Linked DNA regions of Homo sapiens: region 1 is linked to region 2. The links are chromatin contacts, found by Hi-C or POLR2A ChIA-PET in ENCODE. All regions are on one chromosome and are shown on one strand. Each heading gives the region's core, a stretch centred on a gene start or an enhancer-like site at or near the end of the contact. The rest is flanking DNA. Distances are from core to core; before and after follow the strand shown. Region 1 holds the start of VEGFC (vascular endothelial growth factor C). Region 2 holds the start of CEP44 (centrosomal protein 44).

Region 1 (3,302 bases), core at 692-3,191, 2.5 Mb before region 2:
GATGTCCAAGCCTTACTCCAGTTAGACCAGTTAAGCCAGAAAGGCAGAAGGTGTACTCAAGCATCTGTTTTTTCAAAATCTCCTTTTGTGATGCCAAGTGCAATCAAAGTTTAGAATCATTGTAATAGCAAATGGTTGAATGGAAACTCCACCTTCTATTCAAATCCTACCCCAGTCTGCCCTTAGCTGTTCCCTTTTCACAGATCTATCAATGTCTGAAGATAACTATGGCAGGCTGATCAAATATGCATAGAGCAGGAAGACAGCAAGAGAGTGATACACTGACCATGTTCCAAATCACAAAACATCTCAACAGGCTAGATCATGGACCGAGTCTGATGGGATGGAATTTCATAAAGATACATAAAAAAGCATCTTGGATACAGTAAACTTAACTCCACAAATACAGGGGAATTTAGACGTGACTAAGTAGCAGTACATATGAAAAATTATTGAGGAATTTTGTTGACTTTAAGGGTAGTGTGAGTCAACACTGTGATTTGGCTGCCAGAAAATAAACTCAATCCAAGGCTGTATCAACAAAGGCATACTGTCCATTCTGCATGCTCATTACAGCACTAAGTACCGAGCCATGTTCTCAACCGCATACTTCATGAACATGGAAAGCTAACAGTATGGTTAAGGGGGGAAACTGGAACTGTCATCTTGGGGAATAAAAGGGATATTTAGCCAGGAGTAAAGTTAGCTTAGGGAGACCATGATAAATATTTTCAAAATATTTGAAGGACTCAGTTGTGGAAGTGAGATTAGATTTATTGTGTAAAACTCCAGGAGTCAAAAGCAATAGAGAGATAGAAGGAAATGCTTTTCAGCAGTGTTGCTCATCAATAAAGGGAGTGAACAGCCACACAGAATGGAAGGTTCCCTGTCCTTTGAGATATTTAAGCCTTCAAGTAAATTATGGGTGAGGAGTTTCAAATCTAGAGTTGAACCAGATAAGAAAGTCTCTTCTTCCGGTAAGATATTATGGACCTATAACATCTGTGTACTTAAAAGTAGATTGGGAGTGAAAGGCAGACTTTTGATGTTCTGTACACTGTTGAAACCCCTTAGCGTGGTCCTCTGTAACCTGCTCACCCTGCCCCAAGGAGGCAGCTAGCCAATGCCACCAGCCCAACGGAAACCCCAGTGCTTTTCCAATGGGGAAATGCAGTCACTTTTCTTTGGATGCTACACATCCTTTCTGGAATATGTCTCACACACATCTCTCTTTATCACCCCCTTTTTCAAGTAAACCAACTTCTTGCAGAAGCTGACAATGTGTCTCTTTACTCTCCACGAAGATTCTGGCCCTTCTCTTCACCTGTCAGAAGTTTAGGATTCCAAAGGGATCATTAGCATCCATCCCAACAGCCTGCACTGCATCCTGAGAACTGCGGTTCTTGGATCATCAGGCAACTTTCAACTACACAGACCAAGGGAGAGAGGGGACCCCTCCGAGGTCCCATAGGGTTCTCTGACATAGTGATGACCTTTTCTTGGAACTTTTACAACCCCCAGGACATTTCCAAACTTTGAGCAGGGCTCTGGGGGCCAGGCGTGCGGGAGGGAGGACAAGAACTCGGGAGTGGCCGAGGATAAAGCGGGGGCTCCCTCCACCCCACGGTGCCCAGTTTCTCCCCGCTGCACGTGGTCCAGGGTGGTCGCATCACCTCTAAAGCCGGTCCCGCCAACCGCCAGCCCCGGGACTGAACTTGCCCCTCCGGCCGCCCGCTCCCCGCAGGGGACAGGGGCGGGGAGGGAGAGATCCAGAGGGGGGCCGGGGGAGGTGGGGCCGCCGGGGAGGAGGCGAGGGAAACGGGGAGCTCCAGGGAGACGGCTTCCGAGGGAGAGTGAGAGGGGAGGGCAGCCCGGGCTCGGCACGCTCCCTCCCTCGGCCGCTTTCTCTCACATAAGCGCAGGCAGAGGGCGCGTCAGTCATGCCCTGCCCCTGCGCCCGCCGCCGCCGCCGCCGCCGCTCAGCCCGGCGCGCTCTGGAGGATCCTGCGCCGCGGCGCTCCCGGGCCCCGCCGCCGCCAGCCGCCCCGCCGCCCTCCTCCCGCCCCCGGCACCGCCGCCAGCGCCCCCGCCGCAGCGCCCGCGGCCCGGCTCCTCTCACTTCGGGGAAGGGGAGGGAGGAGGGGGACGAGGGCTCTGGCGGGTTTGGAGGGGCTGAACATCGCGGGGTGTTCTGGTGTCCCCCGCCCCGCCTCTCCAAAAAGCTACACCGACGCGGACCGCGGCGGCGTCCTCCCTCGCCCTCGCTTCACCTCGCGGGCTCCGAATGCGGGGAGCTCGGATGTCCGGTTTCCTGTGAGGCTTTTACCTGACACCCGCCGCCTTTCCCCGGCACTGGCTGGGAGGGCGCCCTGCAAAGTTGGGAACGCGGAGCCCCGGACCCGCTCCCGCCGCCTCCGGCTCGCCCAGGGGGGGTCGCCGGGAGGAGCCCGGGGGAGAGGGACCAGGAGGGGCCCGCGGCCTCGCAGGGGCGCCCGCGCCCCCACCCCTGCCCCCGCCAGCGGACCGGTCCCCCACCCCCGGTCCTTCCACCATGCACTTGCTGGGCTTCTTCTCTGTGGCGTGTTCTCTGCTCGCCGCTGCGCTGCTCCCGGGTCCTCGCGAGGCGCCCGCCGCCGCCGCCGCCTTCGAGTCCGGACTCGACCTCTCGGACGCGGAGCCCGACGCGGGCGAGGCCACGGTAGGTCTGCGTTAGGGTTTGCGGAGAACCCGAGAGTTTGCGTTAGGGTCTGCGGCGGACCCGAGAACCTGCGCGGGGGAAAGTGTGTGTGCTTTAAGCTTGTGTACGTGGGATCCAAAGTTACTGAGCTCAGTGCACGCTGCTTTGGAGAAAAATCTTCTTCTTTTTAAATAGAAAGTTGTTACTAGAGAGGCAAGCAAGTTACACGAGTGAAGGGCCCGGAGAGGTGCCCAGTGAGAGATCCCGAAATCTATTTCAGACTGGTTTCCTCTGGGGCAACCAAGGGGTCTTGAACCCTGCCCAGTCAGCGGGGCTCTGGAGAGTATGAGTTCATTTTGGTCGGGAAATGCTCGTTTCTTTCCCCAGCTGATTCATGGGACTCCAAACAGATTCTGGGACACTGGTGATCAGTCAACCCAGCCTTACTTTCCTGGAGTGTTCATAGTCTGCAGAGCACCAGGCGCTGTGAGCGACTTTAGAAAAAAAGTGTCAGGGACTTTAGTAACCAGGCTCCAGAGCTTTCAGAGTTCACTTGAAGTTGGTCAGACTTGAGATGTAACGGGAGATTAGAGTCAGTTAGATCACAATCAAGCAATGCAAGGCT
Region 2 (2,972 bases), core at 461-2,960:
GTGCAAGTAATTCTGTTTTACGTAACACTTTATGATATCTTCTCACCTTTCCTTTTTCTGACATTTTGGAAAACATTTCAGTGTCTCTTACATGATTTCTACCTCTGATAATGGAATTTCTGACAACAAAGTTATGTCTCTCTTCAGTACCAGTGAATAAATATTTTGAAGAGTAATACAAGCAGAGCTCGTGAACGAGGTAAGTGATAGGAGACAGAAAAATAAAGGGATTTAAAATTGGGATTATCACAGAATAAAATTACAGCTACTGCTCTACATTCTCACAAAGGGCTTTACTAAGTCTACTATAAAATTCAAAAGCCTTAAAAACAAGACATTAAAAGAAGCCAATCTATTACTTATGTACATTTTAACACCTTACTTTCATTAATGAAAAATACTTTTAAAAATTTAACATTTTCAACTTATAGCACTGATCAAAGGCAAACTAAGGAAAAAAGGAGATACCACTCAGCTTGCAGCATAGATTCAATAATAAAGAAGCTCTCAATATTCCTTTCTAGCTTCCTTCCTTGTCTACAAGTCAGATCTGCGCAATTGAACTTGTGGGAGAGGTTGTGAAAATAGTGTACTCTAGCAGTTTAGGATTTTCAACATCGCTCAATCTCATTGCTGTTAGAGGTCATTAAAACAATGCCTCCCAATAGAATGTCACTGGACCAGAGTGATTTTTGTTTAGAATGAAGCAACTACACTGACTCTAATAACAGTCAATGGCTAAGAGTTTGTGACATAGCACATAATGCTCGATATTATCTAAAAACACGTATCAAAAACAAAAAAGTAAAGATGAGAAAAACAGTTTATGAAACTGCAAAAGATATTAGGGAAATACTTCTCTAAGAGATAGGAGAAAGGTCTGAGAAAGGCAAAGCATCGAGAAAGCTGGGCGGGAGTGGGGAGGAGTAAGGGACAAGTAAAGAGTTCAACGGGACTGCTGTGTTCACACATAAAATTAAAAGGTCTGCAGATAATTCGGGAAAAAAACAGTCTAGCATGGCCATAATTCCAGAGTAAAAGAGAATAACAACTTCAAGATTAACTTGTTACAGTGAGGGAAAAATCTGTAGCCTTCAATAAAGGTGGAGAAATATTTGAAAAGCTGGGGAAATGCCAACAAGGAAAACACGAACTGCTGTCCTGTCTTCCTTATAGTCAGGAGCCGTTTGTATCCTCACCCCAGAGGATCCAATAGGAATCAGTAAGCCTATAACTTTCCAACCCTAAGTCACAACCTAATTCTGATAGGATGAGCTACCACGATACTTCCCACTTCGTTGTGACTAAAAGCATATACTAGTTGGGTATATAAGCAAGGCTCCCCTCCCGCCATTTGATTTAAAAGAATGAAAAGGCGGATCTGGTCATTCGTCTCCGCCCGGGGTCTCTGTAAGGACGGCGGAGAGAGGCGACCTCCGCCCAATACCAGGCGCAGCCTTGCCGTCTCCTCGGGGCTCACCAAGCAGCCACCAGCAAAGAAGCCGGTTTCAAAGGCCCAGCACGACAGGGAGAGGAAAACGGAGCATATGCAACCATACACAGTCACCAGAGTCCAGCCTCCCGCAACCAGTCGCTACAGCCAGGCGCCTGCGCCCAGAAGCGCTTCTCGCGCCGACCGTTTGTATTTGGAATTGTGGGTTCCTGCCCGCCACGCACCACCGCAAGACCTTCAAAGCTGGGAGCTTCTCTGTGCTCCAGGATTCCTCGCTGCCGATTCCACACCGCGTTCAAGACTCCTGTGAAGAGCGACTCCGCTGAGAGCCTCCTCAATGGCCAGTCCACTTCTAACTTGCAGCTGAGAAGTTTTTCTGATCTTGATGGTCAGAGTGGCTCGTGCTACGAAGTGAGAAACAAGGAATCTATAGCGAATCGTAAACAACAGAAATAAAAATGCGTCTCCGTTAAGAGTCGGAGCCTAACGTCACTTCCGGCAACAATAGGAAACGTCAAAATTGGGATAGTCGGCAGTTCTGGCCCCTGCAGCTGGAGGTACCCTGAGTTCTGAGGGTCGTAGTGCTGTTTCTGGTATTCTCATCGCGGTCACCTCTACCGGTGTGGACAAGTAAAGTTTGAATCAGCTTCTCCATGGCCTGGGCACCAGTTCCCGGCTGAGCCATTTTCCTTTTGGCTAAAAGTCCCCGCCCAGAGGCCAATTCGTCGCGGCGGCGGTGGAGATCGCAGGTCGCTCAGGTACAGGAGTCAACCTAGATATTTTAGATCTCTTGTCTCTTTTCCCTGTTCACCTTCACTTTTCTCGAAAATAAAGACAACCAGTGCTTGCCAGTTGGCCGAAACTGGCCGACCAGCAAGAGTTTGCGACCAATGACAGTGCGAAGCATCTTGAGTGACAGTAGTGGTGGCTCATTAAAGTGAGGAATCACTGTCAGGAGGCGGAACTGGGTGTGTTCCTTCTGTTTCTAGGCCATTGGGGTGTAGTTCGGTTTAGGACTCCAAGTAGTAACCCAGCGTCATTGTGAAATAAACCTGAGAAATGACAAGGGTTACTTTCTTCAGGTCCAAGTGTTGGTTTTCGGGTCGAGTGTTATTTTGGTTCCTAGACAGTTTTTGGTTCTTTACCACTTTCCAGTAATATGAATGCAAACACAAGTATAGTTAAGATCACGATGGATTGCTAGCTGCTACAGTAGTCAAACTTGGGTTATAAAACTTGTCAAACTTGTCTTTTATTTGTTTCTCAGCGACTGGGTTCTAATCTCTTACGTAGAAGGTTCTCAATATTTATTTGGCAAAATCACATAAATGGATCCCAATCCTCAGTCATTTAATTTTTTTAGTTTTATTTTTAGGTTCTGTATGAATTTACTAATAAAATAATTGATTCTACTTGTTTTACAAGTAAAATATTCATTTTCAAGGCTCCTAGGTGTATATCCACAAATGAATATATCATGATTTTTATTACGGTAAAGTGAAGACAATTTATGTTTTCT

Evidence for each region. Hi-C counts contacts between places; a loop is a spot of excess contacts on that map. ChIA-PET counts read pairs that join two places held with the same protein, here RNA polymerase II (POLR2A).
Region 1: a loop to region 2 is called in a map of ascending aorta, with 5 times the contacts of the local background. The contact joins the promoter of VEGFC here to the promoter of CEP44 in region 2. A Hi-C loop is called at or near these places in 1 of 168 maps with a recorded cell type or tissue (ascending aorta). POLR2A ChIA-PET finds 5 or more read pairs at or near these places in 1 of 52 experiments (BJ).

The regions. Positions count from the first base shown.
Region 1 is chr4:176,791,561-176,794,862 of GRCh38, reverse strand. VEGFC (vascular endothelial growth factor C) reads left to right here and starts at 1,941. Exons shown (of 7, transcript NM_005429.5): 1 at 1,941-2,698. The coding sequence starts at 2,552.
Region 2 is chr4:174,282,649-174,285,620 of GRCh38, reverse strand. CEP44 (centrosomal protein 44) reads right to left here and starts at 1,710. Exons shown (of 12, transcript NM_001040157.3): 1 at 1,678-1,710. It overlaps FBXO8 (F-box protein 8), which reads left to right and starts at 1,954. Exons shown (of 6, transcript NM_012180.3): 1 at 1,954-2,211. RefSeq lists a silencer at 1,478-1,745 and an enhancer at 1,510-1,759.